3 separate regions of the Homo sapiens genome follow, and regions 1 and 2 are each linked to region 3. The links are chromatin loops, found by intact Hi-C in ENCODE. Cell type or tissue: PC-3. All regions are shown on one strand. Each heading gives the region's core, and the rest is flanking DNA. Links, peaks and the distances in the headings are about the cores only. Region 1 has its middle 420 kb from the start of LINC02378. Region 2 has its middle 370 kb from the start of LINC02378. Region 3 holds the start of LINC02378 (long intergenic non-protein coding RNA 2378).

The links. Peaks named below come from ENCODE experiments on the same cell type or tissue, not always from the same donor. Only the 100,000 strongest peaks of a DNase experiment are listed, where the experiment ranks them.
Region 1: it touches region 3 in a loop (8-fold over the local background); 3 of 110 quality-filtered maps call a loop at or near these places.
Region 2: it touches region 3 in a loop (11-fold over the local background); 3 of 110 quality-filtered maps call a loop at or near these places.

What each region holds. Positions count from the first base shown.
Region 1 is chr12:17,158,716-17,169,492 of GRCh38, forward strand. No RefSeq gene overlaps it. Among named protein-coding and RNA genes, the nearest start is that of LINC02378, 420 kb to the right of the region's middle. RefSeq lists enhancers at 1-97, 135-2,110 and a cis regulatory region at 25. In PC-3, for the core only: a CTCF peak has its summit at 5,514; no DNase peak of the experiment used is centred there.
Region 2 is chr12:17,210,974-17,221,750 of GRCh38, forward strand. No RefSeq gene overlaps it. Among named protein-coding and RNA genes, the nearest start is that of LINC02378, 370 kb to the right of the region's middle. In PC-3, for the core only: a CTCF peak has its summit at 4,969 (motif pointing right); no DNase peak of the experiment used is centred there.
Region 3 is chr12:17,583,976-17,594,752 of GRCh38, forward strand. It overlaps LINC02378 (long intergenic non-protein coding RNA 2378), which reads right to left and starts at 5,103. Exons shown (of 5, transcript NR_146522.1): 1 at 5,019-5,103; 2 at 2,256-2,310; 3 at 487-547; 4 at 248-392. LOC124902888 (a long non-coding RNA gene) reads left to right here and starts at 5,214. Exons shown (of 2, transcript XR_007063231.1): 1 at 5,214-5,408. In PC-3, for the core only: a CTCF peak has its summit at 5,214 (motif pointing left); a DNase peak (open chromatin) is centred at 5,186; H3K4me3 peaks cover 667 bases.

The sequences.
Region 1 (10,777 bases), core at 1,563-9,562, 420 kb before region 3:
TAAGACAACAGAACTAGGTCTGACATTTTTTAAAAGACACTGTGAAGTATATTGCTCTGATATGTAAGAGCAGATATTTCAGATCAGAGATTTACATCAGCTTGTGATATCAGAAAGTTTTTGGAGAATATTAACACATGACATAACTTGATCATACACAAATAGAGAGAATAAGCATGATTTGATCCCAGTTGATAAATGATCAGGTAGAATGGAAGCTCCTATCAAGTCTCCTATCTGACTTTCTTCTGGCATTCAAAAAGGAAGTTGGTTTCTCAGACAGTAAATAATTGGTTTATATGGATATACTATATACACTGCTTATAAAAAGGCTTCAGATAAACTGCGACTCTTAAGGTGATTACATTTAAAACTGAAAGAAAATTGAAAATGAGAACAGCTGCAGGTAAGATTGGACATTTTGGGACAAAACAAGTATTCATGCTGCTAGTGAGCTGGTGTCTCATCTGCAGTCATTACATAAAGCAAAGAGCTATTATAGCTTGTGATTATTTTTATTTACATACACATCAAAATGATGAGATGAGGTTTACATTTGCTCTACTTCTCTGTTTCCATCTGAATATCATTTACTTTCAGGATTAAATAAGAAATTTATTGAGCTGTACCATCAAAAACTTGTTAGTAATTGCTATATAATTATATATATTTTTATATATTTATATATTTATACATAGCTTACCTAAATCTGCAACCAAAGCTTGTAGTAACTTTGTATAACTCTGCACCATTAATTTCTTCAGAGTGACATTCTGATGTGAGCTGAACAGATGGAATTGCAGGATTGTTCTAGCAAATTTATCATAAAAAATGCATCCGACACCTGTGTAATTTGCCTAATCATTTTCCTAATAAGCTCCCACCATTAATTATGCACGATTTCCACAATGCAATCAAGATAAAAGTAAATCTGATGACTTAATACCCTTCAAAATAATTGGTTCACCCAACACAAGGCCTCCTTTGCTTTCCATAGCCATTTTAGTTAATTAGAGAAAGGGTGCACCCTGTTGGAGTCAGCAGAACGGAGGCTGATCGCTTGGTGGGAGGTAGACCTGCTGGTGTTTGGGCAGGAGTCAAGGATATTAACTCGTGAAAGAATAGAAGATAATTTTGCCCCTTCCTCTTATTTTCTTCCCTTCACATTCCCCCTTTCAACTTCCCTGCTTCCCCCCACCCACCCCAGTAGCAAACAGATGCGATTAGTGTTCTTCAGCCATCAGAAAACTGACTGCAGGACTCTGCGGGTCTAATAAGAATCAACTTTTCCGAGGCTGCTGTCTTGCGGTGCAGTCCACCTGTCACATCATTAGGTGCAGCATGTGCCTTGAATTCACTTTGCTAAATGAGATTTACAGGCCCCACTGAAACCCATCCTGCAGCATCCCTGCTTCAATTAGCTAAAGATTAATTGTCTGAGAAAGGGAATGAAAGTTTTACTTCAACTGACCTGAAAAAAAAAAGGTAAAAAAAAAGTATGGTTCAGGTATTCCACATAGGCCCGAGGCAGTGTGGAAAAACGTGATAATTTAAAGGTGCTGCAAATTTTCTACACCTCGCCTGGATGAATGAAATTAACTAGCACTAAAAGCTGTCAAATTAAAGGTTGACTTCCAGATATTAGCACCTTAAATGTCACTGAATATTCTCTTTCTTTTTTTCTTTTCTTTTTTTTTTTTTTGGCAAACATTCACGTCAGCACACCTGCACGTGCACACAAACATTTTCTTACTGCTGCTCCTGCTAACTGCTTGTTCGTGCCCAGCCGGGAGTTACTTGCTATAAATCTTTGATGTAACCATGGCTACAGAACAACTGGCAATTACAAAATTTCCTCCATGTTAATGTTACACTAATTATATTTGAATATATTTTAATGGAGAAAAAGATTTGGAGGTGAGAAAAGCTTCTGGAAGAAGGGCAGAATGTGGGATCTCTGCACCCATCTGCCACACGTTTCCTTCGCTAGTCAGACACACAGAGGTCTTGAGTGGAGGTATGTCCCTAGTAGCTAGAATTTCTTAACTTCTAAATCTTAATACAAATTATAAAACTGGAAAACTTTAATGTTATGGAGAATGGCCTAATGTAAATAGACAATCGATTTTTAGCATTGTGGGATATGCAAGGATTTATTAGGATTTGGATAGGAAATAGGAAAACTTCTCTTATCAGCTCAAATTGATTTTTAACTAATTAAATAAGAAAAACATTTAGCATTCCTAATATTCAGCATAAGGAATGGCACTGGAAACCACATTTGGCTAGGATGTCAGACACGGTGTAGAGTACTTGAGGGAAGAGTGGGGGTACTCCACATTTGGAGGCAGAGGTTATCAGGGGCCTTCATTCTTCAGTTCACTTTTCACATATTTCAACTAATCACAGTTTGTTTGTGCCGATTTAAATTTGTGGTTTATAGCACCTAGTTTTAATTAATAAAATTTCACAAAATACAAACATGCCTGGAGAAAATCTTTACCAAGACAATATACAAATGAGGTAATACTAAATATGTATGCAAAAGAGAATAATAAAAAAATGCAGAATGCAGAACGAACATGCCTCTACTTTGAATATGAGTTCCCTATCTTCTACATTAAGAGATTAAAAGGAAAAACCAGAAGAAAAAAAATGATGTAATCAAAAAACTTAAATAAATTCTTTTATACATAACAGGGAGTCTATTTGAAATATGCATTTGAATCCAATATCAGTAACAGTCAACCTCACTCTAAGAATATATTTAATATGAGTTATCAACTAACAATACCTGTGAAGCATTAGGATTTGAAAGTCATGTAAAAATATTATTTTATTTGTTTTTTAAACAGCATTATGCTTATGTTTTATAATATGGATATTTTATTAGTACAGTTATACATATATACTACTTGCAAATATAAATATGTGTATATATATATATCTACATACATAGCAGGCATATGCTGAATTTTTAAGTTTAAATTTAAGTCTTTTCCTAAATATGATAGATATCCAAGAAGTTCAGAGAATTCTATTCCAAGATTCCACTCCTTATCTATAAAATTAGACAAGGGCTGGAAAAACTATATGACTACTTTGAGTTATAATTTTCTCTTCGACTTGAGTATTTCCATGCCTATGGATCTTTGATAGTCAAAGGTTCTTCTCACTGACTTAAAGTTAATAGTTAATCAAACAGGAGGAGACAGCTAGGAAATAGTCCTCAGTGCAAAATTCTCCATATTATCTTTTCATGTTGATAGCACTATTTGTTATGTTCTTAAAAGAACTTATTGCAAAAGGATGCTATATACTGGGTGTCTTTTTTTTTTTTTTGACAGCGATTTGCATGTTCGGTTAGCCTAGCCTTTAGAATTTTGATTTAAAAGAAAGGTATCATACGCTTTGTGTCCCTTTCTCCTCACCTAAGTACCCGCATTTAGGTAATGACATCCAATCTGCATCAAACATTTACTATACTCCAGACATTTTTTTAATCAAATATTACCTCATTTAATCTTTACCACAATCCTATGACTTAAGATTTATTACTTTTCTGCTTTGACTGATGAGCAAAATTAAATTACAGATATTAAATAACTTTATGAAGGGCAGTCTAGTAAATACAAGGCTAGGATTCAAACCACTTTTCATATCTTATGCCACACTTTGGCGTGACAAAACTCACACTTATGGGTTATTGTTTAAAATTGATACCCTGCCTGTTTCCATGGGGATTTGAAATAGTGAAGAAGCAGATGAGTTGTTGTATAAACTTGGGTTCAATCCAATGTATGTGGGTGGGATTGGTGTTGGTGGAGGCAAAAGTGTTTATGTGTGATCTACCATATAGATAAACTGACATTTAATTAAATTCTGGGTGGCATCATTTCCATGATTAAGATGTAATATCTATAGTTATGAAATTTTATGAGTTTTACCACTGCTTATGTTTGGTTCCAGTTTATGTCTTAAAAATACAAGTCAGCATAAGATACATAGAACCAATATGGTAAGATATGATTAAAAGCAATATGAATAAAGCTATATAATCTGACAAAAAGACACCAAAGAATTCTGAATATTTCAGAGGTGTCAATTATTCTTCATTGAAGAACATATTGAATACAATTCTAATTAAAACCCTAGTAGAGATTATTTGGACCTTGGCAAAATAATTCTAGAGCACATCTGGAAAATTAATGAGGCTATTAGCATTCTGGAAAAAAAGTACAAATAAAAGACACTGCCTACTAGATAGTAGATTATATAAAACTGTAGTGATAATAAGAAGGGACTATTAATAAAGAATTGACATAAAGATCAAAAGAACAAAATAGGCAGCCCAGAAGCAGGAAACCACATACATAAAACTGTCCAAATAAAAATGATATCATTAAAATCTCTTAGGGAATATATATATGTCAATACATGATGATGTAACAAATAATTAATTGCAATAATTATACATTTGTACTAGATTTTATATTTGAATAATTAAATATATTAGACATAAATAAAAGTAGAATAGATTTTGTCCTAGAGAAGAACTTTTAAGTACCGAAATAACATAAAAAAAATGAGCTACAATTTCTGCATATCACCAAATATAGTAAACAAAAGTAAAATCCACAATTGGGCTAGAATTTAAAAAATTTAATCTGTATGATGGAGAAATACTACTGTCATAAATAAAATTGAAAACAAGTAACTGTGAAAGAAAAACTGTTGGGAAAGGATTGAAACAGGCAATTTAAAAAAGAACAATTTGAAAAACAGTAAAGGTATAAAAACCATGCTAAACATAAAAACTAAAATATTGAGACACTATTTTTCACTTTTGAAACTATGATTTATGAAAAATATTTATGCCAAAAGACTACCAAAGGCATATAAAATAGGTACTTTAAACAATGATCCCAGAGGTAAAACGTATACATTTCAAAAACATTTGGCAACAAAAACCGAGATTTTTAAAAATGCTCATACTCTTTTAATATAGCGAATGGCTTTGCTTCAATCATACTACCCTGATAAACTAACCAATGCCTCACTACAGTTCTCAAAAGAGGAAATAATCTCAGTGTCCTGCAAAAAGAGGAATTGTTAAAAAGTATCAATTTAAAAATGCAATGTTGAAGGATACATAATTCAGAAGGGAATGCTCAGAATTGTTATTATAAGGAACCACATAGCTTCGAAAATAAACTGCAAGGAAGTCTGCAAATGTATGAAATAGGCAAAAATATTTTAACATCATAATATAGGGTTAAAGGCTAAGGTTTGTAAATATTCTAAGTTTGAAATCTTGTCTTACCACTTTAATTATGTAGCTTTGAAAATTTACTTACTCCATTTGTATCCCAGTTTTCTCATCTAAAAGATGATGATAATAGCCTGTACTTTACAGTTTTATGGAACATAAAATAGAATAACTATGTGAATGATATGCTTAGCACAGGACTTGGCACTAAGCAAGTGCACAATAAATGTTATTAGCTATTATTATCCCTAGATGGTGGTATGGCATTGTGAATATTTTTCTCCCTTTTAAATGTATATGAGATATTTTCATAACAAAATTTTGACTAGCTCTTTTTCATAAGTTTCATCAGAATAAAATGTGTATCTTCTTAAAAGTCAAGGTAGCAGCATAACCCAAAAAAAATGTGTATAGATAAAAATTCTGTCTTTTGTGAGCCCCTTTTCTATTAACTGCAAGTCTATTATATATGATTACCTCATTTATTCATTCCACAAAAAAGTATTTTTTATACTGAATGCCAGGTAACTAAGTTCTGTAAACATATTAGTGAACAAAATGTGTCCCTTTCTTTATGGGGTTTATAATCTGTTGGAGTTGACAATAAATAAGTGCAAAATAAGTTGTTATTTTGAATGTAATAGTCTGAGAAAACTTACCTGAAGAGATGGCTTTTAAAACTGAAACCTGATCAGGCATTCTGTTAACACTGAACTTGTCAAATCAAGAAAATAAGAAATGTCCAACAGTTCAAAGGTCATAATTCTATAAAAATATATTCAAAGCAGATGTAATGGTGTATTCAAAGTACACTATGAAAATTAAAAGACATCATAAAGATAGTGTATTTCTGAGTACGTCTGTAGCTTTCATAGCCTCAGATTCAACCAACCGCAAATCAAAAGTATTTAAAGAAAATTAAAAATAAGTCAATTTTAAAAGTACACACAAAAAGTACAGAATAATAACTATTTATAGCACATTTACATTATATTTGCTATTATAAATAATCAAGACATGATTTAAAGTGTAAGGGAGGATATGCATAGATTATATGGAAATAGTACTCCATTTCTTCTACTGGACTTGAGCATCCACTAATTTTGGTATCCACAGGTGTCCCACAAGCAATTCTCCATAAATAGATATCAAGGAATAACTGAAAGCAGATAAGAAATATTTTAAGTTGATTTAAATTTAATTTAAATATAGTTCTGATATATTAACGCAATCAATCTTCTTTTTAGGTAGATTAATGTATCACACACATAACAATAGCAATAGCAACAACAATAAATAATATTTATTGAACACTTAATATGAGCTGAGATATGCTAAGCAATACGGGGACAAGAGGTTGTCCCAGTATTATCCCTGTTTTACAGCAGAAGAAATCAACATAAATTTTCCTTTTCCAAAACCACCAGTTCATTTGTGATGAAATTGTGATTCAAACCAGGTCTGTCTGATATCAAAATCAGTGTGCATAATCTATAGGCTTTACTGCTTTGGTTTGGATATCTGAATGCATTTGAGAGATTTCTATTTTAACTGAATTTTCCCTAATTATTTTTTAATTAAAAAATTCACACATTAAATCAGTCATTTGAAAAGAAACTTAGTAAATTTGGCTGCAATACAATAATTAACTGGTCCATTGGTTTTAAATATGCATAAGGGTTTGAAATAATTCAACTGCTAGCTCATTCAATCTAATCCACAACTTCTAAGAATTTCTTGAGATTCTATTTTTTTAAAGGGAGAGAAAGTTGAGAATTTACATGTATTACATTAATACTTCTGTATTTTGGTGTGTCTACCAGGTCTTGGGTATTTTATAGATATTAAATAGATTATATAATAGAGGACAAATAAGCCAATTAAATGTGTATTAAATGTGTAGGTATCTCTGAATAACTATAATTATGTTATAATGACAAAGAATAAAAAATGACTTATATCGACTAAATTCTCACTGTGTGCCAGCAGCTATACTTTCCATGACTGGCAGGCATTTGTTCACTTACTCATAACTCTATGAAGTAGGTAGTATACACCAATGTGCAAAATGAAATGTTAGACAAAATAAAATACCCAACTCCTCTTAGCTGCTTGGCCTAGAATGAAATTTTTTTTTTTTTTTTTTTTTGGAGACAGAGTCTCGCTCTGTCGCCCAGGCTGGAGTGCAGTGGCGCGATCTCGGCTCACTGCAAGCTCCACCTCCCGGGTTCACGCCATTCTCCTCCCTCAGCCTCCAGAGTAGCTGGGACTACAGGCACCCACCACCACTCCAGGCTAATTTTTTGTATTTTTAGTAGAGAAGGGTTTTCACTGTGTTAGCCAGGATGGTCTCGATTAGAATCAGATTTTTAACTCATATCTGCCTAGTAATACTAAAACTTCTAGAATGAAATTCACTTCTAGAGATGCAGCATCCTTATGCAAACCAATTTAGCTACTTATGTTATACTTACTTCTCTAGTACAGAGGTTTTCATCCAGAATGTCATGGGTAGCTCTGCTAATTGAAAGGAAGAAAATAACTCCTAGTACACTAGAAATTATACAAATCTCTTAATGATCTGATTTGACTTTGGGCTAAGGGTCAAAATATGAATATGTGTATGGAAGTGTGGAATGTCTGAGTTGTACCATTTAGTCATACATCTTTTACAGTAATTAATGTATAACATAACCAACTTTGGTAGTTCAAGTAACCATCTGTCACCAATGTTAGAAACCACTTACTGTTTTGTTATAAGTTACATTACAGAAGGCCAAATATCATGGTAATATTCTGCAGGAATATCTCATGTGAGTCTTGTTTGTAGATTTTTTTTTCTCATTTTGGAAAGCGGTTCAGATAATGTTATTTTCCTTCCATTGAGGTGTATAGCTTTATGCCCTCTCCACCTATCCAGTTCTAACTCCAGTCTCTGCAATAGATATAAATGTATCTGGTAAACAGATACATGATGTGTCATTTATAGGGTTTTAGGTCCTATTAACATGTTTTATTTCCAAAAAGTACCATTGATGTCTTCTCTCATGTGCCTGACTTTGCTGTCAGTCAGTTTTACCAAATGGCTAAATCTGCAAATGGAGATAGAGATGGATCGAAAAGCCATCAAAATGGGGCCATGGAAATGTAAGGAAACAAAGTACAATGTTGCCTTGATACCTGGGCTTACATCCAGTGCTTTGAATTACCAGATGCCACCTCCTCCTAGCACTAAAAACACTAAACATAAACAACAACAATAACATACATTGGTATAAAGAGTGACACTCACCTGTATAAAAAATTCTCATGAATTTACCTGTATTTACCAAAAACAATTTATCCTCCATATGTATATTGCATGTAAAAAAAAACAGATTCCATGTATCGTACTAGTACTTTCTGGAATACTCTAATAGAATTTCACATTGAATAAAAGGGTATTCGAATGCTATGCACCACACAGTCTCATTTAGCAAGCTGTCAAAAGTGAAACTTAAGGGGTAGAGAGCTGAGAGATATTTAAGATACCATACATTTATAATAAAGGAATGAGAAACATATTACTTTCTGTGGTATTGAATTTTTTTCTCTCTTTTTGCTTTCTTACCAGGAACATTTCACACACACACACACACACACACACACACACACACACACACACACACATCCTACCTGTCCACTGGTGACTGTGGGATGGGAATACAATTGCAAGTTTCCTCACAGCAGTGAGTTCTCAATCCCAGCTGTTCCTTCAGCGGCATGAGCCAGCATGATTACGCTAAAACACCCCTGGACTCCTTCCTCTTTTGTTTCATTCCACCCCGGGTCTTAAAGCTTAGACATTTGACACGCTTGGGCAGTTTTCTCTCTAATTTCACCCAAGCTGACTGTGTAGTGAGTTTAGTGTGTAGGTGTAGCCTGTAGGTGCAAGTAGCTGCTTCAGTATTTTTTCCCTTTAGCTATCTGAACACTGGATGCATTCCAGGTTGGAGGAAATCTCTTATGGTAAAAAGTTAAACCATATCACAAGAGAGATAATATTACCAGACCAAACTGATTTAGATCAATATCTATCCAGGCACAGGTTGACTCTGAAACTGTGAATATAATGCTTCTGGCTTCAACAACATAAAAGATGAAGCTTCTTAGGAGGTAAAATATTCCTCATATAGTTACACTAAGTTTAGTTCCTTTTAAAATCATGTGATGAGGCTTGTTGATATTGTGATATTCAGAGTAGCTTGCTCATATCTTAATTTCCCATGATCTAATATTAAAGAATAGATATATGTATAATACAGATACATATTACGCAGATTATATATAATATACATAATGTATATAATGTATATATATAGCAAGAGGTATATATAAGGTGTGTACACACACACACACACTCACACACACACATATAGCTTAAAATTTTTGTATAACAGCCGTCCTGTTCCCAGACTAGAATATGGAACATCAATTTCCAATTTTTTCACCCTGGTGCCCTGTAACTCTTTGCTACTCAGTGAAAATATCTGGAAATACATACATTGTTACTGAAGTAGCAGGTGGTTGAAGCATTCTGAATGTGTCTAGCTCATTAAAAGGCATTGAAGAATCCAAATAAACAGCATCGTATACATATCTTAGACTCACATATATGTCTGCTCTATTCTGAAAAAGAGAGTGCATTGATTTTACCCTTCCTTATTTCTTGGTCATCTCAATTCCTTGGTGGAGTTATTCAACATTGAGAAAAACATCTACACATTACGAGAGATAGAATTTTGAGGGGATAGAATTTCAAAGCCTACAGTGAAACATTTTGGAGATGGGGAGATGCTGATGGCAATCCATAGTTTTAGATTCTGTGATGTGTGTGTGCATGTGTATGTGTGTAAAACTCCACAAGTAAGTAACTTGAAATAAATACATCCTGAAAGAAAACTTGTCAGAGCTTTCTTTGTGCACCAGATAGAATTTTGAGGGGTTAGAATTTCAAAGCCTACAATGAAACATTTTGGAGATGGGGAGATGCTGATGGCAATCCATAGTTTTAGATTCTGTGATGTGTGTGTGCATGTGTATGTGTGTGTAAAACTCCACAAGTAAGTAACTTGAAATAAATATATCCTGAAAGAAAGCTTGTCAGAACTTTCTTTGTGCAACAGTTCTCTATTTATTGCCAGCTGCACATGTAAGAATGACAATCACATGTGTAAACAATTCTCATGTAGTATAAATGTATAATTCTCATGTAGTATAAATGTATAAATAATTCTCAAGTAGTTTATTTGAAAAATGTGGCAATGAAAATGTTATTAGAAACTTACTTTGGGCTGAGCACTATGGCTCACGCCTGTAATCTCAGCAATTTGGGAGGCCAAGGCGGGCAGATTTCTTGAGCCCAGGAGTTTGAGACCTGTGTGAGCGACATGGTGAAACCGTCTTTATGAAAAATACCAAAATAATTAGCTGGACATGGCGATATGTGTGTCTGTAGTCCCAGCTACT
Region 2 (10,777 bases), core at 829-8,828, 370 kb before region 3:
CTGGTGGAAAAGCATTCTAGGCAAAGGCACATCCAGAGGAAATCCCAGAGGCGTGAGGAAGTCAGGATGTTGAGGAGTGTCTGGCGGGGGGCAGTGTGGGGAGTGAGATGGACTAGGAGGAGATGAGGCCAGACAATAACAGCAGGCCAGATCATATGAGGTCTTTCAGGTTATGGTTAAGAAACTGGCTTTTTATTTTCTGAAAGTTAATAAGAAATTAAAGGCAACAGTGGTAGTTCACATATTTAGGGATTAGAGCCTCAACTCGAGTGACAAGAATGGAACAGAAAAGAAAGGCAGAGAGGCAAGAGTGATTAACTGAGAGTGCATATCCCTATTTCTATGCAGGTCTCCACTAAGGTTAACATGAATTTCTTATACTTTGGCCTCATGTCTTTCAGTAGAATAACCAATAGTCAAGGAAGGCTTCGGTCCTACACCTTGGTCATCTTTGCTGCTGTGTGTATGCTGGACTGACGGCACACCTGACAGTGTCATGCTGTGTTATGGTTGGAATTGCCTGTAAAGTGCTGTAATAAAATTCATTCAACGTTCTTTAAAAAATAGGCTTTCCATGTATCATGGCTAACTGAAAACTAAATGAGCAGGGCTAGTCTTTATTTATTTATTTATTTAGACAGAGTCTCACTCTGTCTCCAGGCTGGAGTGCAGTGGTGTGATCTTGGCCCACTGCAACCTCCGACTCCCTGGTTCAAGTGATTCTCCTGCCTCAGCATCCCAAGTAGCTGGGATTACAGGCACATGCCACCATGCCCGGGTAATTTTGTATTTTTAGTAGAGACGGGGTTTCTCTATGTTGGTCAGGCTGGTCTCAAACTCCCAACCTCAGGTGATCAGCCCACCTCAGTCTCCCAAACTGCTGGGATTACAGGTGTGAGCCACAGGGCCTGGCCAGAAAAGATAATTTTTGTGTTTTTAGCAGAGACGGGATTCACTATTTTGGCCAGGATGGTCTCCATCTCCCAATCTTGTGATCGATCCACCCAACTTGGCCTCCCAAAGTGCTAGGATTACAGGCGTGAGCCACCACACCCGGCTGAGCAGTGCTAGTCTTTAATAATTATTTATTGCAAAACAAACATGCGCGCACACACACACACACACAGTTATTTAATTATTTAACCATACTAAGAACTCTATTAAAAATCTAGACCACAAATTTGTTTTCACAAATGAAAACACCTTTTTAGTCATGTCTATTTTCATGATTGATTTAACAGTTTTGGACATCAGGCAAGAGTTCTAATATTTTGTATAAAAAGATAAAATATTAAAGTTTTGAGCAAGGATATCATGTTTTAAAAGGAGTGAGGATAAACCCAAGTGTTCAGATTTATAATCTTGTCAGGAGGATCTTCAATGATCTAATCTGATTCTAAGTGTTACATATGCAAATAAAAATAAAAGAATTAATATGATAAATATTTTTCCTCTTATTGGGTGTCTTCAGTTATTCTTATTTGAATTAAGTTGTTAGTTGTGATGTCTACGGATTCCAAATTACTGTCTTACTAGGATGTATATTCTTAGGCTCTTTCTCTCTCTTTCCTTCCTTTCTTCCTTTCCTCCCCCCTCTTCCCTTTCCTCTCTCTCTCTGGATATCTGTTTGTTTTGTATAAACATATTTACACATGTATATATGCACATATATGAATTTTCTACTTAAAATGTTCTTAATAATTTAGTTTGCAACATTATGTTGATACATTTTGTTTCCTCCTCTATATTTTTTTTAGTACTACAGGATCTATACTTAGATACCAAAAGTTGGAATAGCTGTCTGAGGATAAACATTATATTAAATCAGCCCTACATATTTAAATAAATATAGAATCTAAAATAAGATTTGGAAAAATAAACAAAAAACAAACACACAAAACACTAAGCACTGAAGATTTGACTTAACAAAATAGCTCAAGATAATAAAATAGTGTATTTTATTGAACACATTATCACCTCAAATTACGTAGTATTGAGCACCTCCCCCAAGTTTTGGTGGTGTTAGCTTTAAACTAAATTAATCTAACCTTTAAAAATTATATAATTAGTGTTTCATTTATATTAGCTATAATGATAAATTACACATGCATGATTCCAGCTGTCTTTTGAGCTTATACTATAAAATGGGAACAATGCATTTACTATGTCATCAAATAAATGAATATAGAATTATACTTAAGGTAATTTTTGTGAGGAAATGGTGTATGATACGGTGAAAACAGAAGAAAGGGGTATATTTGAGAGGAAAACCGATGCCTCTACTTTGCAGTCAAACACACACAGATTGTATTTGAGGTGCTTTGAGAGGATTCACACAGAATTATTTATAGTTATGCAAACACATACATATCAGAATATAAGGAGAGACTGAGAAAATATCACAGGAAATGGGTTCTATCAATGTGATCAGCCTCTTACTATGTCTGGGGATCTTGGTGTATATTGTATATCTACTTATTTATAATGTTCATAATACTCTTATATTTGTAAAATTACATACATATTTATATATTGAGTATATATGTTAGATATAATTCTATTATGATTAATAGAATTTTAAGGGAAAGACAAAATACAAAATATATTAATATATTTAGTAAGAGAAATATACATGCTATATTCTGGTTAATTCAAACTCTCAAATGTTCAAACTCATAATAAGTTGTAAAAAAGACAACTGATATACATTATTATCAGTTTGAGAAACTAAAATATTCTCAGTCATCTTAAAATAATTATGCTAAATGATACTGTAACCTTTATGTTCAGAATCAGCGAAGTCTTCGGATAATATTTTGAAAGTTTTTTAATAGCAAGTGTTAAAACTAAACAAATTTTCTTTAAAAAATGAGATTATTCCAAATAATCTAAATGTCTAATTACCAGGCCATCCCCTTCTATATATTTAAGAATTTAGTTTTCTTACTTGATTTACCTTAATTTCAAAATTGACATTAGTAATTTTCTATGTCTACATAGACCTCTTAATCTCTTTTAGTAGCCATTATGCTAGTATTTATTTATCGAGTACTTCTCTGCCCTGAAGTTTAACCATGGGATATTTTATTATAGGATAATTTTTTTTAAATTAGTTTGAATTAGTGAAATGTTTGAAACAATGCTTGTTCTTTGATTCAGGGATAAGATAATACTATATGTGGATTAATAATTTTTTGTTGTTACCTGCTACTTTAATATGCTACTTCCTTTAAATTAGAAGATAATATCTTTACTGAACAAATAATTGATGGAAAGTATTTTAGAAGAAGTATATTATTTTTGGAAGATGATATTTAAAATAAGAAAAATAACAAAACCAAGAAAACATTATCAAAATAGAGGAGAAAACATATACTAAAATAACAAAGCTAACTCTTCTTGGCAGTATTCTTATTTGAGGTATACTAAATTTGTACTTTTGACATGATTTTCACATATCCAAATTCAGCCTTGAATATTTTTATTTAAGAATCTGATGCATTTATTTTAGCAAATTATGTGGGCTTCAAAACAAAAATTAGCATGACATAATTATTTGTATGTCTACTTATATACATTGTTTTCATCTGTTTCTAATCTCCCACTCCAAAACACACACACACACACACACACACACACACACACACACACAGTAACTGAAATGTTAGGAAACTTCTATCGAACAATAGGAAAATAAAGTTATGTACCTTCTAACATATTCAGGTTAAACATATTATTTAAAATAAGAAATAAAATTGTGTTTTCCAGAAAATTTAAAAAGCATCAATGTGAAAGCTTTGCAGAAAATTCCTCATGCAAAACAATGATGAAAAAAGAGTAAGTACTTGAATGACAATATAGAAAATAATTAAAACCAGAGAATTAATCTTCGTCTTCACACACACTGGCTGATGCTAACACAATTGCAGAAACCATGTATTTAAAGCTACATTTTACAAAACCTCACTGGCACAAATCAATAGAAAGCTTTAGTGGCTAGAATGTGTGTAATAGTAACAAGTAGAAAGGTTAGTGTAGAAGTTAATGGTTCTATCAGGAATAAAACAGAGTTAAAATGTGAAGGAAAGGTCTACCACAAGTGGTTCATTAACCTTTTAGAACCCCAGTGTATCCTCTCTGTAAAGATTACAGCAAATCTGACTCAGACTCTACCAGCATTTGCTAATGCTCCATCTCAGCACAGAACTGTTTAGATTTCTTATGGTAGAATTATTTTCATTACAATTGCACGTTACTGCTGAAATTAAAACAGCAGGACTAGACTCCAGAGGGTATCAGTAAGCACTCACCATGGAGTTATTTTGTTTTTGTTTGTTTCTTTCGAGGTCTCCTTTTATATCTGATTCAGCTTCAGACTGACCAAAAGTGCAAGGTCCAATATAGAATTATCTTGTGGTCACAGTCATGTTTTTCATGGGTAGCTGTACTTCTCTTAGAATTCTGTTAATTTTCAGCTTGCTTTTTAACATTCATTGAGTGTTGAAAAGGGTGAGGAATTTTTCCGACCCTCCCTGAATCGCTGAGAAATATAAAATAATATTATTGTCTTTGTGCATAAAAATATATTCCATGACCTCTGAATCACTTGGCAAAACTGTTTTTGGAGAAGGGCGATAATTTGACTTGCACTGTAATAATTCAAAGTTACAATTATGGTAACAAAAGCCACAATTTGAACACATTGGCATTCGCAATGATTTAATGCCTTTCGGTGCGATTTATTCACAGTGTTGTCCCTTATCTTTCATAATCTCCGTTATTTTTTGACCTTAACAAAAGAATGAAAGGAAAACCGCATCCTTGCCTTCCCTTGTTACAGCATCCTTCCTGCTTCCTTCCTCCCTGCTCCTTCTTTCAAATCTTTCTTGCTTTTCTTTCAGCAAATTTCAGGGTAGAAGTTTAAATGAGCAGCTGCCACAGCAGGCACTGCCAATGTTCTCTGGCCAATCAACCAACAGGGGGTACTCTTGTACAGTATGCCTGGCTCCCCTTTGGAGACAGAACTAACCTCTGTGACAAATTCAGAGTCCACCAGCTTGGAGCCCGAAATCCCAGACCATACATTCCTTCCAAATTTTCCAGTTGGTAATCTATCCTGCTGGGCTGATTTCTCTCAAATTTCCATGTAATCCAAAAATAAAGTTATTTTTTATTTCTTCTTCTGTTTTTTTTTTTAAAGAGGGGCAAATTCAGTTCATAATTAGGGGAGGAGTAGTTTTTGGATTCCATCCCCTGCATGAAATCTGTTATAAATATGTCCTGCCAAAATCCTGCACTGTAATGTGCCAGTTTTGTAATAGGTTTAGTTCTCTGGTCTTTTTCTCTAAGTCCAAATTCTCTGTCATTTTAAAACATTTTGTCCTTGAAAACCTTTTTTTTTCTCACAATTTTTTAAAGATGATGTGGTATGCATGTTTTAAGCCATCCCATCTGTGACAGCTGAAGACAAAACCGTCAGCTTGAGTTTTGGCACAACTTGGGCCTCTGTCTTGTAATCTCATTTGTGCCTGTCCTAGAACTGTTCTTATTAACCAGAATTCTTATCTCATAGCCACAGCCGAGGGCAGCACTGTGGCTCTTTGAGTACAATCAATGCACTGGCTAAAATGACGTCCAGATCTTTGTTAGAGCAGACACCATCTTTGGAATCGACTGTGATGTTGAAAATTGTCGAACCCCTTAAGCTGTCTCATTTCTTTTGCTTGAATGATGGTCTGAACTGGGCAACGTCAGAGAACAATGACTCTGGCTCTTTGAAATGTTGATTTGCATCTGTGCCATGATGTGATGAGCACATAAACTCTTTATATAGTTGGTCAATGATAATAAGGCTTTCTACAAAGAACACCATATTTACCATTTAGTTGCCATCTCGCTTGCCAGAAAGCTTTGTCCATAAACAGAGCAGACTTCATGAAGCCCAGAGTTAAATAAGAACCTTGACATAGCTGAAGCCATATCAAATTTTTGTATTTTCATTGTTCTTATTTCACGTAATTTTAAACGCAGTACTTCATCGGATGTCAAGTCACTGGCACCAGAATTTTTTAAGAGTCAAGCCTATAATCTTCTCTTTGATTTGAAACTTAGGATTTTTTGAAAGATAAACTTTTGTGTCTTCATGCTGTATATTCAATAACACAGACATCCTTTATAATACAATGATGTCCATTTATCATAATGGTTAGATTACAGGATCTACCACTCTAGACTGTTGCCTTATTTTAGCTCTGTGGCATACATAATTTATGAATTGTTGGTAACTCAAGAATGTGTTTATATCCAGAAAGAGTGACTATATAAAAAATAACTCCCGAAGACATTTGCCTATTGCTATTGAGATCTTTCCTTTGTTTTTCAAATATGGAAGTATTTCTGTCTGCAAGATATAAAACCCATGTGTTAATTTATTATCATCAAAGACATCATCTCAAAATCTGAAAGTTGAATCTAGTTAACAACTCCAATATGTGAAGCCAAACAATTGACTGATTTTTTTTTTTTTTTTAAGATTTGGAAATACAGGCATTACATCTGCTATTTTAGAACAGTTGAGCTTAGAAACAAATGCTTAAGGACATGAAAGCTATGATACTACCAGGCAAATAGTTTTCTTTGCACTTTCTCTAACATGAGGCTAATTTTATCAATTTTCAGTATTTATAAAACCTACATATGGGTTACACTATTTCTTGGGTAGATTTAGTCGATGATCTCACCCAGAAATCTTGGCTAATACACCATATATTAGCCTGAAGCTCCCCACTTATGAACTTTATTAGCCCACTATTATACAATGAAAGGGAAACAGTGCATATATGGCAATGGAGGCATCACAGTGTAAAGTAACCCTACCATCTTGTGATCATAGACTGTTTAACAGTAAGAGAGAAGTTTTAAATTAATTAGGCTCAACAATGAGAAAAGGTATTATAAAGTTCTAAAACTGAATTTTCAGATGGTGAAAAGGAGAAAAACTTACAAAAAGATATAATTTCTTTCCAGACAATTTGTTTGATGGCAAGTGAGTAATTTAACATCCAAAATAAAACAGAAAATGTTAATAAATTTATTTGAAAATGTTTGGTTACAAATATATACTATTAATCTTCAATAATTTAAAAGGTATACATCTCCTGTTTTTTCATTAAATTAAATTAGAATCCCCCTTTCTTATTTTTTTTACAGTTTTCATTATATTTAGTCTTTTTTCTTTTTTTTAATTTTATTATTATTATACTTTTAGTTTTAGGGTACATGTGCACAACGTGCAGGTTTGTTACATATGTATACATGTGCCATGTTTGTGTGCTGCACCCATTAACTTGTCATTTAGCATTAGGTATATCTCCTAATGCTATCCCTCCCCCCTCCCCCCACCCCACAACAGTCCCCGGTGTGTGATGTTCCCCTTCCTGTGTCCATGTGTTCTCACTGTTCAATTCCCACCTATGAGCAAGAACATGCGGTGTTTGGTTTTTTGTCCTTGCGATAGTTTGCTGAGAATGATGGTTTTGAGTTTCATCCATGTCGCTACAAAGGACATGAACTCATCCTTTTTTATGGCTGCATAGTATTCCATGGTGTATATGTGCCACATTTTCTTAATCCAGTCTATTTGTTGTTGGACATTTGGGTTGGTTCCAAGTCTTTGCTATTGTGAATAGTGCCACAATAAACATCTGTGTGCATGTGTCTTTATAGCAGCATGATTTATAATCCTTTGAGTATATACCCAGTAATGGGATGGCTGGGTCAAATGGTATTTCTAGTTCTAGATCCCTGAGGAATCGCCACACTGACTTCCACAATGGTTGAACTAGTTTACGGTCCCACCAACAGTGTAAAAGTGTTCCTATTTCTCCACATCCTCTCCAGCACCTGTTGTTTCCTGACTTTTTAATGATCGCCATTCTAACTGGTGTGAGATGGTATATCATTGTGGTTTTGATTTGCATTTCTCTGATGGCCAGTGATGATGAGCATTTTTTCATGTGTTTTTTGGTTGCATAAATGTCTTCTTTTGAGAAGTGTCTGTTCGTATCCTTATTTTTCTATGACTTACAAATGTATGAAAATAAGCAGTGGATCTTCAATCCTGACATGCTTAGTGATTGCTATTCATATTCAGTGTGAGGGATAATCTAAACATGAATCTATTTATCAGTCATCATGCTTTCCAGATCAGCACACAGTTCTGACTCCACTACATACTAGCTGTGTAATGTTGGGCAATATGCTTAATTACTCTGAGCTTCAGTTTTCTAATTTATAAAATAAGGATGACAGATCAGTTTTCTACTATGTCTCTTCAGATTAAATTTTTGGCTGTTTTTATCTCTCCCTGTTTACCTCTCTTCCCTCTCTCCCCTTTTCCCCACTTCCTACCCCACCGTGAGTATCCATCCATTTATTTTTCTGTCTATCTACCAATCATCTATTTGTCTACCTATTTACCTGATGTTAACACATGGAATTGAAAACAGAGGGCAAAAATATTAAAGATATTAAAATTTAAAGGTTGTCAAAAAAGAGTCAATCAATTGTACAAAAAAAGAATGAATGTAGCCCCTCTGTTTTACTATACTTTCCAACTGCTTTTTGTCCCCTCACTTTAGAATATGGTTGTACCCATTTCTATATCATCATGAGAAGACCTGGGTTTGTTTTCACCATCTAATGTAATTGATAAGGTTGGCAGCATGGACATAATGAATGTCGTTTGATAAGAGAGCTGTAACAGTGTCTAATATGCAAAACAGTATATGGCATTTTGCAAAATGTACATTTCATTTTGCTAATGTGGAAATAACCTTAATTTTTGAATTTATTCTTTATGAAGCCATAATAAGGAAGCATACCTATAAATACTTTATTCTGATATTCTTAAAACCATTTGTCTGGATTATAATGATAACGATACAAAGTGTTTCAGCACAAATACATTGGCTCAAAAGAGTTAAAAAAATATATAACTTCAATTTTTTGGCTAGAAATGATACATTTTTTAAAACAAATTTACAGTATTTATAAATATAAATCAGCTAGTGATTACTCTTTTATTTTAACTTATAGGAGACAAACAATTGGATTTACTATATTTCACAAGATAAAAAAGGATTTAGTAAATTCAACTAAATTTTGAATTTTTCACATATTTGAGCATATTCCCAAGGTTTTGAACTTGTGAATGAACTTGAAACTTTAAGTCTTAGAAAATGTATCTAAGTTATTTAGACATCAGGATATATTAATCAAACTCCCAATGTAGGTTCAACAGCATTAATCATTAATTCCTATTTTAGAAAGACAGCAGCAGAACATTTTTTCATGTGTTGATTAAAGACGACTTGACGTTGCCTATAAAGGGATCTTGTACTTATAAGTTCCTTGGAAATAGTTAAATGCAATATACCGAAAAATCATCAACTACAAATGTCTATTAATTCTTGGCCTTGATTAACACATGAAACTTACTGTAATGAGGAAACACATGCATATTAAATGAGCTGGTATTTTTAAAGTATGGACAATGCTAATAGCTATGCCAAAATCCTTTGAAATAAATGTATTTTTATTTATAAATACATTTATAAATGTATTTCAGTAAAATACCATTAGATAGAAAATTCGATACTATATCTCAATTTAAGTCAGGATAAAATTTCAAGCAATAAAAATGTTCACCATTTACCTCAAAGATCAAGGAAAAAATATTTGGAATCTTTTGAGAATTTCAAGTCTATATTCATGATGCAAACTCCATTTCTCTGGCTCAGAAAACCAAGATGAATAAGAATCCAACTCTCCGGGTTAAAATATTTTCCTTTATTCATCTTTTATGGCCATTTATCTCTATATACCTACTTTGCAGGGATCTTATAAAGATGTGTGGAATAGTTTGTTCTAAAGTGCTTAAACTTGGAAAAGTATGCTATAAGAGCAAATTATTATTATCTTTATTACTGTAACAAACACAGGGGATAATTATTTTTGAGTCAAAAAGAACAAGGCAAAGTGTGATTCTGCATCAAAAATGACATGGTGGGTGGTAAATGGTTTTCACTTCTATAAAGAGCAATACAATAATTTTCACATTGCACTGCTTATAACATTTATTCTCTGAAGGCCTTGCTTAATGTGCTCACTTTCAAAATTTCTACGATCTTTTCTTCCCCCATAAATTTGCTAACTTTTGTCCTTTGCAACACTGATGTAGGCTTAGCAAATTTTTTTAAAGGAGTTATTTTTTCTTGCCTATAAGAGAATATAAAGAACCTGAGACTTCAAGCATAAGAATTTACTATATTCTGTATTTTCTTTTACATTACAGTCTTTTTTACCAATTTTAAATTTTTACTGGCTGTTTTTCTTTGCAGTTTTTTTGTGATTACTTTTTGTTTATGTCATTATAGCACAGACTATCCTGTTAGTTTTATAAGGACATCACCTTCCCTTTTCATACTGTTCCTGAGTTTCCTTTTCTATGATGTCTGTACATACATATATATGTTTTTCTCATTTGCATTAATTTTATATATTGTGTGGAGCTGTTTGTGAGCTTTAATTGATAGCATTTCCAGTAAAAGCAGAGGAATAATTCCATTTCCTAAGCTTAGTGTTAACAGAAAAGCACAAACTAGATTTTGCAAATGACTGTAGGTGAAAACAGTAAAGGGGTTACCAGCATTTAAAGTGACAATAAGTCTAGAAGTCGGTTCTTAGTTCATCTCCTTTTTTATTCTTCTTTCTCTTG
Region 3 (10,777 bases), core at 877-8,876:
AAATTGTACTAAAGAAATTGTATTCAACCTTTACTTCTGTAACTAGCAATACAGTATAGTTTAACTTATTTTTGTAGTGAAGTATTGAATAGAAAACAAATAATATTTACTTCTAAAATGTAACATACATATACTCTATTTCAACTTATTGAGGACATTTATATTTTTCCAGTATAATACCTAATTAGAATTTCTATCATGTCTTCATATTCAGTTATGACTTTATTATTCTGTCCTATGTATTTACCTTACATATAATGCCATTGTTGCATTGATGTACTGTTTTGTAATTATTTGCTTTTGATCCTGTAGTAGAGAGTGTTCAAAATGGCTCCCAATGGTTCCTGTCTCCTGTATAGCCTACTCACATATTGAATCATGGTTGTTCCTGTGTGATAAAATGAATACAAAGTAAATGATAATGTTTCACTTCTTAGGCTAGGTCATAAAATCCAATGTCATTTCTGTTTTGATTTCTTGACTTATCTGCTCTGGGAAAAACCAACTGCCATGTCATGAGGAAGGTCAAGCAGCCCAGTAGAGAGGCCTAGGAGGAAAGAAGCAAAGAACTCCATAAACACCATCATTAACATTTTAGCCATTTACATGGACACTGTCAGACACTTTAGCCTAATCTGACTGTGACTTCATGAGAGACTCCAAGTCCGGTCTACTCAGTGTAGCCACTCTTGATTTTCTGGCCCACAGAAACTATGAGCTACAGTAAATTAATATTGTCATTTTAAGTCATTTTATTTTTGGAGTGAGTTGTTAAACAGCCATACGTAACTAATAAAATGTTTTAATTTCTATAAGTTTTTTGGACATATGGACTGTAATTATTTTCTTTTCTGTATTGCAGATACTTAACACAATGCTAGCCACAAAGTGGAAGCTCACTTAATGTTGGCTGAATTTAAATAAATAAATGTAAATATAATCTCCTTGTTGGTGCTATAGGTTTAGAAGGGGCTTAAAAAAGCAGTAAACATCTATTATTCAAAATTGGCAGAAAAAATTGTCCAACATCAGCTTGGCCAAAAAACTTAAGATTTTAGGCAACAAGGCAATTGATCTAGTTATTCTGATTTAAAAAAATTAACTATCTTAGTAAGCCTAGTCACAAAACGTTCTACTCAAAATTAAATATTTCCTAAGAACTATCTAAAATCTTTAAATGGTCAAGAAAGTTAATTTGTAATGCCTACACTTGATTTTCATCCCCAGTTTTGTTTTGTTTTGTTTTTTCTGATTCTATGGCAGAAATTATTTTTTTGGATCTCAGCTCTTCAGGCATATTAACCAGAAACAAGTAAAAAATAAAAACTATACAAGTAAGGCTTAAATTAATTCTGACAAGCTGTAAATGCTTTTTCTGAATAGATTTTGAGAAAACTGGATTAATTCTACTTAAAAGTAATGACTCTTCATTAATAAAGTTTTAGAATTATTTTTCTTTTATTGAGATGTTCTAAGAATTATTCATATGTAGAATGTTTCTGTATTATAAACATTTTATTAGATACCAATATTAGATATTATATATTATTATAATTGATTCTAGAAGTAGACAATTCTTTTGGATGAAAGAGAAAAACTAAATAATTTTACCAGTTTAAGGTAGAAACAAGATACAAAAAAGATGTGAACCGGGAACAAGAATAAACCTATTATCTAAACACAGGTATAATAATTTTATTTTAAGTGTCTGTCAATCAACTGATGACAAATGATTGGGATTTGATACTAGAATGCCTAATATATCACATACATTTTATCAATTATTTAAATCAAAAAAGGGTTTATCTCTAATATTGTTTGCCTTTCAATGAGTCATTTTTATTGTCATTCTAAATTCTCATGTTACCAAACGACTTCGAATATCTTTAAAAAGAGAGTCCTAAGCTTCAGTGAACTCTGGTAGCGTTTGTTACTGTCCTACAAGAATGAGCCCAGATTGGACGAAGACTTGCATAATTAATTCTCTAACATGGAAGCACCGTTTTGAGTCAACTTTGCATAAATATACCATTGATTTGCAGATTTACTAATTACACCTTCTTATTGTGAATATGTCTGAGGCCTTTTAAAAAAATTAAATTTTGTCCATTTGATACTATAATTTGATTATTTCATAATCAATATAAATAAGACTAAGAAAATAAAGTAATGGTTTCTGTGAAAGAGTAATTTGTTTAATGCCTGAACAGAGGAAAAGACCACAAAGCCAATGATATAAAAACAAAACAACTCACCAATTCATTTTATTGGCTATTAGTAGATGCGGTCATGTTAAGGTGGAGAATGAAACTAGAAGTGAAGAGAATATTATGGTGAACAACAAAGTAAATTGGAGATAAAAATGTAGAGAGATTTAAACATGATCAATAATATATATTCCTTAACTGTCCCCCAAACCAACTTTAACTTTCAGACTTTAAAGATCCCATTTTCTTCCTTCCCTTTTTTCTTTCCTTTTTTTTTCCCTCTTTTTCTTTTTTTTTTTTTTTTTTTTTTGAGCTCTGCTGCCCAGGCTGGAGTGCAGTGGCGCGATCTTGGCTCACTGTAAGCTCCACCTCCCGGGTTCACGCCATTCTCCTGCCTCAGCCTCCCGAGTAGCTGGGACTACAGGTGCCCGCCACCATGCCCGGCTAATTTTTGTATTTTTAATAGAGATTGGGTTTCACCGTGTTAGCCAGGATGGTCTTGATCTCCTGACCTCATGATCCACTCGCCTCGGCCTCCCAAAGTGCTGGTATTACAGGCGTGAGCCACCTCGCCCGGCCTCTTCCTTCCCTTTTTTCTACCATCAAAAATAATAAATTGTCTAAAAGATTTTCTTGGCAGCTAAATACGAATGAAATCCCTCATTTTTGTCTTTTTATTGTTCAGGTGACAATATACAAACTCATCAGTTGCAAGTAAGCTAATTAAATATTAATAATACATATTGATTATTAATGTATATCTCTGAAACTTTTTTCTTAATCTAGTTTAGTCTATTAAAAAAGAACCTTTTCTCTTTGTACTTATTTGTACCTTGGGATAGTTAAATACACTCCTACAGCCACGTTCCCTAATGTGCTTCTTTAATTTTCAAAAGATTCGGCTTCTTATATTCTTGGTAGAGAATATAGCTCAACCCACTATTTAATATATTTTATGATCTTTATGTGAAAGCTACTGCTAGTTAGCTTTAATTAGCTTTGCCAGCCACTTTACACTTCAATGTTGTATTTGTTTTATAATTATTGTGTTAATTTGTTTATTATTTAGTGTCTACCCATTATAGTATCAGGCATATGAGGTAAGAAGCTTTGTCCCAAAACTTACCACAGTGACCGACTTGTACTACGTGCTTAATAAACATTTGTTGAATAAATAAAATCATCAGTACACTGTGAACATAATAAAACCAACTCAACACATTTAGAAGTACAGTGATTAATTGATGTTAAAATATTGGCAGTATAGAATATCTTTATAATGGCTGACATGGGGGGGGTGTCATGTACAATGTGTGACATTTATATCCCTGCAAAACTGTTGATCAGAAACTCAACTCATATTAAAATCACAGAAGTGATTTCCAGACATTGAGTCCAATCCTGGGTAGCCTCAGCCTGGAGGCCTATCCTGCTGATCTTTTTATCTAACTTAACTCCTCTTGGAAAAGGGAGTACAAATAAAATATCAACAAAATGGTTAAGTGATACCTTTTTTTCTTTGTCAAAGTTAAGGGTTGAAAGGTATCAAAATTATCCTCTAACTGTATTTTTAAAATGGAGAACTGGGGCCATGAAATCCTCAGAATGTTATGTGGAAGAGCTGGGGGTTGAAGCTTTTTTGTGCAAATGCTGCTAGCACAATTAAACAATGTGTTTCTGCTTGAACATGGACGATAACGATGTTTTAGAAACAATGGGAAGTGAATAGTTTACATCTTTACTTCCATACAAAAACATATATCTTTGAAAATAATACCTACTAATGAGACATCAGAATGAAGATAAAATTAGTGACACAAAGCATTTTCACACATTTGAGAGAAAAACAGGAAGCAGAAAACACAAATCACATAACAAAATGCAGTACATTATTTTAATATAATGAAACATAATGAGATTCTGGAGTAAAATAATATTAAAAAGTACATACATTAGATATTTTATTTGAACTTTTGACATTAAGGAAATATGCACCTATATATGACTTAATATGCCCCCATGGTTCCTCTTTAATATAACACATAAAGTATGAACATTTTCCCACTGTCTACATACTTTTGCAAAATTAAGTCACATTAGAGTAGGTAAAGAATATAATTTCCCTCGATTTTAACTCCTAAGTTCCTGTGTTCTGGTATTTTGAAGATAATGTTATAATTAATATATTTCAATGTATAAAAGATTTTAAAATATTTATAAGTATGTAATATACTTAATACATAAAGCCTCTCTATTCAACATCTTCCCAAGTGATTCAGGAATAGCAACTTTATTTTGCAATTTTGAAAGTAGAATACTTTTAAAGTATTTAAACTATGTTTCATTATATACAATTTATATGCATGTGATCTCAAAATAATCTAAAATATCTAAAACCCTTGAGAGAGGCCTTCTCATTGTAAGCTTTAGAGAAACTGGCAGATGTCAGGGAAGATACATTGAGGCAGTGAGTTGCTTTCTATTACATTCGATTCAAAATAGAACAAAAAGTCACAGTTTTTTTGTTGTTGTTTTGTTTTCTACAAGACAAAAATCAAATAAAGAACTCCTCTCAGACTCAAAAACACATATTGGAGCTACAAACTAATACACATCGCAGCAAATTAATAATGGAACATGCCTACCAGCAGAAATTTGACATTTGCTACTTCATTCAGCAAACATTTGAGTCACTGAGGTTTCAGAAACACAATCCCAATTTAAAAGAACATATAATGATGAGAAAGACACACAGACATTTGATGGGGCAAACATTATTTACATATGGGTATCTGAAGAGAGGATTCTTACCATTCAGGCTTAACTTTAATCCTTTCTTCTCCCTTTCCATCCTCTACCCACTTCTTACACTTATTGAGACAAGAAGACAAATCGCTGAAGTCAGATACTGCAACAAAATGACAACGGGCATTAGAAGAAGAAAAACGCTCCCTCATCACAATGGAGCAAGAGTGTTGCATAGTGACTAGCTGGAGCCTCCTGGAGGACAAGGCATGTAGAGCAGGAAATAAGCACAATACGGGTAAAATGAGACAATGTCAGAATAGGACACCTTGGTTGAAAGAAAATGTATTTGTGGAAGAAAAAAGAACCTTCTGGGAGATTCTGAAGTCTAGTGGTTGGGTGACGAGGCTGAGGCAGGAGAATGGCTTGAACCTGGGAGGCAGAGCTTGCAGTGAGGTGAGATCGCGCCAATGCACTCCAGTGATTAAATATCTATTTTATTTAACAATGTACTTGTAGCACCTGATATATTTGAAAGAGCTTAAAGATTAAAATATTTTAATTTCTGTTTATTTTGGGCTGCATTGAAGATAACATTGTTCTAAGACTGGACTGGGTTACTGATTTTTAAGCAATAAACAAATGGCAAAATTACCAAAGTTACTTAGATAAGAAATACTGAGAGAAGGCCTGTTTTGGAAAGAAAGATGATGAATTCAGTCTAGATATATGAAGTTGAGATACATTTGAAATGCCAACAATGAGATAGAATACATACTGAATGTAAGGCCTGAAGCTCAGCCGAGAGTTCTAGAGAGATGGACCAACAACAGGTCAATAAACGAAACTTAGGGCCAAGAGAAGAATCCAGTATTTCCACCTCATGGCAGGAATTACATAGTCCTTACCAAATTGATATGTAACACAGAGAAAATTTAATTGGTTTCTAGACTGTGCTTATACTATAGTGATTCTTAATAATTATACCCAAACTTCTGTTAAAGCCTTGAAAAAACCTTTAGAAAATGAAGGAGAAATAACAAATTCCATAAGTAAAGAGACAAAAAAAAAAAAAAAAAAGGAAAGTGGCTAGGATCCATAGGATTCAACACAAAAATATATACTGAAAATTCAGAGGTAAAAGGAATGTAGTGAGATGTAACCATGGAAATTTAAGATTCTAGTTACCCTTAAAAATCTTTTGAGAGAAGGTGGACAATGAATTTCATGTAAGTTACAGGATTAAATACTGAAGCTGTTTTATTTTAAAATTAAAATTATGAACCAATAAAGATAGAGAATTGGGGACATTTTATTTACACATTTTAAAAGGAAAAAAAGGCAATCTAGATGTAAGGGAAACAGAGAAAGTCACAAAAAACTTGAAGCATATACCATGAGAAGGTCTCCAAAATAATCACATATGGTGAAAGCCTGGGTTTTAAGGTGAAAGCACAGTACTAGGGTGACAAAAATTTGCCAGTTAAGTAATTAAAAATATTATTTTACTAACAACAAATGTCACTTGCTACTCTTTAAGCTCCAAGAGATTTTGTCTGAAAGATCCTCGGTTCTTAGAAGCATGATTGGTTTAAGTAGCTGGCACTCATTAAATGCTTCTTGAATTAATATGGGTATATGGATGAAAACACACAAACACACACATACAGGAATATATAAAGAGAGAGAATTACACTCCTTTGTTCTTGCTATAGATTATAAAAGCTGCTGTTAGAAAGGCCCATACTGGAAAGAGGACAGGAGAAGAAGAAACCCTGTAGGAGTAGTGAAAACCATACAAGTAGCACATTGTCTTGAACCAGACAATCCTCTAAGGATTGTATTAGTAGTTAACAATTCACTGGCAGTTTTAAGATATTTGTGCACTGAAAGCTACAACTAAACTAGTAAGCACTGACAATGCTGTGAGGGTGATGGAATAAGACCCATCTTCTAAAATGGCTGGTGTCGATTTGGGAATTTAGCAGCTATGTTCAAGCAGAATTGATTTTTCTCTTATCGTGTCTGCCCTCTGCTGAAGACATAGGGTGCCAATGGAGAATTAATCATATATTCTGATATATAACATTGAAACTTTTAATTAAAATTCAAGTAGCTAAAAGTGGATACAGTAGACAGTTGGACAGACTATTTGGCAGAAGCTGTGTTCTAGAAAAAAAAAGATAGAGAAACAATTTCTCTACATGACTGCTTTGGAGCTCTCTTCTCTCAGCCATTCTTGGTGCGTAAAGTGAAACTTTACCCCAAATGCATACTATTTGGAAACAGAAAAAGCTTTTTTTGTTGAAGGATACAATGGAAAATGCATAAATCAACCTTCTCTATTTGGATGACTTTGGTAATTTGCATTCATCTGTTTAAAGAGAGTTGTCTTTGGAGACTTCTTATTTTTACATAAAAATTACACTCAGCATCTCCCAGCTTCTTTTGTTCACTAAAATTAGATTTGCTCACTTATGCAATTCACAGGACCTAATTTGTTCAGAGGGAAGTCACATGCTATTTACAGCATGTCCTTTCTCACTTACCTTCCTCAAAAAAAAATTAATAATATGGCAGCTCCCCTTCCGTGGCACAGTGCAAGTGCTGGTGATTCACGGGGTGCGCTCCTGTGGGCAAAAGGCCACCTCTCTATTACAAAACAGAAATGAAAAATTGGCAAAAAAAAAAAAAAAATAAGATTTGCAAGTATCATGGGATTTTGTGAGAGTAATTACACTGGCTTTCAATATTAATGAACTTTTGGAGGACCATCCATGAAGCAGTCCATTGAATCTTCAGCTTCAACCATTCTAGTCCTGTGTCTTTGCTGATAATGGAGTCCTAACTGTATACCAATGCTGAAAAACTCAAAGACTGCTCTCGTTATCATAACTGTAGTGCAGTATTCTATCCGCTGAATGTATAACCACACTCTAATTTGGAAAAGTATTAGCAGGGCATTTGCAGAGGGAAGTGTGTTTGCTATGCTATATGAGATTCTCATATATTGATATATATGAGAATATATCAAGAGATGATCAGAAATGAACAGTGTATGAACAGTAAATACATATTTTTAAGATGGTGTATATAATTCCTCTACTGTGCTTTATGAGCCTTTAAAACATATCACCTGCTAAAATAAAACAGGCTATTTTTATATATGCCTGTTTTTGTCGCTTGCATGGTGTGTAAACTTGAGAAAATTATAATAGATATTTCTAAGCTTCAGTTTTCTAACCATAGAAGAGGGATAATAGAATATGCTACAGAGCATTTGTGAGGGCACCAGTGACAAACCATCAGAGCCAGCTTCGTGGACATGGGAACTGCCTACACACACAGCACAGCACCCTGTGCTTAGAGGAGCCCTGCAGTTAGTTTAATGCTCTCCTGTTGCTCTATGGAAATTCTTAATAATGTTTGAATAGGGCCCCCCAATTTTCATTTTCCACGGGGCACATAAATTACATAGTTCTTTCTGCAGTTAATAAGTCGTCTGGCCCAGTGATTGCCATATGTTAAGTGTTCAATATTTATTAGTGTCGTATTTGCCCTCCTCCTAAATGTGCAGGGTCAAAGTCAATCAAAGGGTCTACTGCTTTATACTGGTTTCTCACACTCTTAGGCTCTGGAAATCAGTTTGTTTCATTTCCTCCTCTTGGCCGCCTTTTCCCACATTACGTTTGAGGTCACATTTCAGTACTGGCTGCACATTATCTAACAATTTACTAGGCCCACATGACCTCTTTCCTGGGCCTATAAAGAACCTCATTTAAAGCCTTTGGGAAATAATCACTTGATCACTTTTCACAGTGAGGAACTTGCCCTTAGGGCTAGATTGAAACAGAAAGTTAAGAAAACGGCTAATGGTGCATTGGGATGTAGTTTTAGTTTGGGTGTTCAGCTCAAATCTAGGTTTTTTTTTTTTTTTTTTTAATTGCTTTGGGTCTGGTGTCAGGTCTGGGCTTTGGAAAACCAAATCACAGAATATCTAGTTTATGTCCGTTCTAGCCCCTATGAACTATATTTCATCATTGATGGTACAATCACGTAGGTACTTTTATAGCCAATTAGTATACTAGTGTCAACAATAAAAGCAAGTGTGACATTTTATATATAGTTAATATCTGAATATGCATATTCAAATATAGGCAGGTATTCCAGATCAAATTGAAAGTAAAACTAGTTCTAAGGTACTTTTTGCATTGACATTCTACTAGTTATTGGTTATATATGTTTACTTTTAATTATAATAGAAAATGCTACAATAATTCACAGGGGTGAAGTTGTTAATTGTATGTTCAAAAACAATTAAGGACTTTGAAATAGATAAATAGTGAAATGAGAGTTAATGTGAATACTAAGAAAGTGAATTATATAAAAATCTTTAGAAAGATTATATACTTTTGAGCCAACAAATGTTTATGTAATTTAGATAATACTAGAAAAAAATAAAAATTAGATTATCTCATGATTTTTATTGTTATGTAACTAGGTGTAATAACATTATTAACTTTAAACAACATATAAACTCTACACATTTTAGCTAGTTATTTATACTTAGAGTATGAATCTTTCTAGAAAACAGTTATAACTGATAGTTTTTTAAAACATCTTATGAGGATAAAAAGCAAAGAACCAACTTTCAGTCTCAAAATTTCATTGAGAAGAAAATCCTAAATCATTTAAAAGTAACATTCATGACAAATCATCTTTGAGTCAGATATAATGAACAGCATAGAGAGAATGAAGAAAAATGAAAGTGGCATAGAAAAATTAGATACCTCAAGCAGATACCAGCTCTCACTAATAACCTTCAAAAGAGTATACTTAATAGAAATGCATCATCTTACTCATCATCATTTTAGAAGTAGAATAAAATTGCTTAATTAAATAGAAGACTGAAATGATCTTAAAGTTCTCTTAGTTTAGTTTTGTTGTTGTTGTTTGTATTCAATGCCTTTATTGCAAAATAATGTTGCACAATAGTGGATGCTGACAGAGCAAGCCAACAAAATACTTTTCTTCTCTACCAAATTCATTTGCAAATGAGCATTTATTTAGAATGGCAAATGTGCAGCACATTGATCTAAGGAGTAATCTCAGCTAATGGTACAAATAAATATTTGCTCCTCTACTTCATTCAAATATTGACATTTTAATATTCTTTGTGGTTAAAATTGTATTAAAATTAATAATTGTGAATACCAACAATTTATTTTATTATGATAATATTTTTAACACTGGGTCTTTTGGCATTTGGCCAAAATATATATTCTGGATACAAATACCCTGCAAAATAAGAAACGTTAAAAAGTTACAAAGATGGCAACGTTGATAGCATATTTCCTTGATTATAATTCTCTGTTAGACCTGTTACATGGAAACCCCTGTTGGACCTTTGTTTTTGAATTATATCTGAGAGTAAAGCTCCCACTCAGTCATTTCCTCAGTCATTTATAATGTTAATTTAATTATATTTTATTTTAGACCTTATATTATGTATTTAAACCTTTTTAAGATTGGATACATTTTTTCTTACTATAATAACAATTGCCTGAGATTGGAAAACATTATAATATTAATAGCATTTTACAATAATATCACAAAATAGTATTAGTTTTTTGTAATAAAATATTAAACCTTCATATTTTTGTATAAATTTGAAAAAATAATTTTCATCAACAAATTAAATTTTTAAATTTATGTAGATATAGCTTAAAAATCCTTTATGTTATTTTGAAAATTTGAAATTTTCAAAAAACACGTAACAGCAAATGCATTTGTTTTTAATAACTGAAAGCATTCATCTCTCTTTT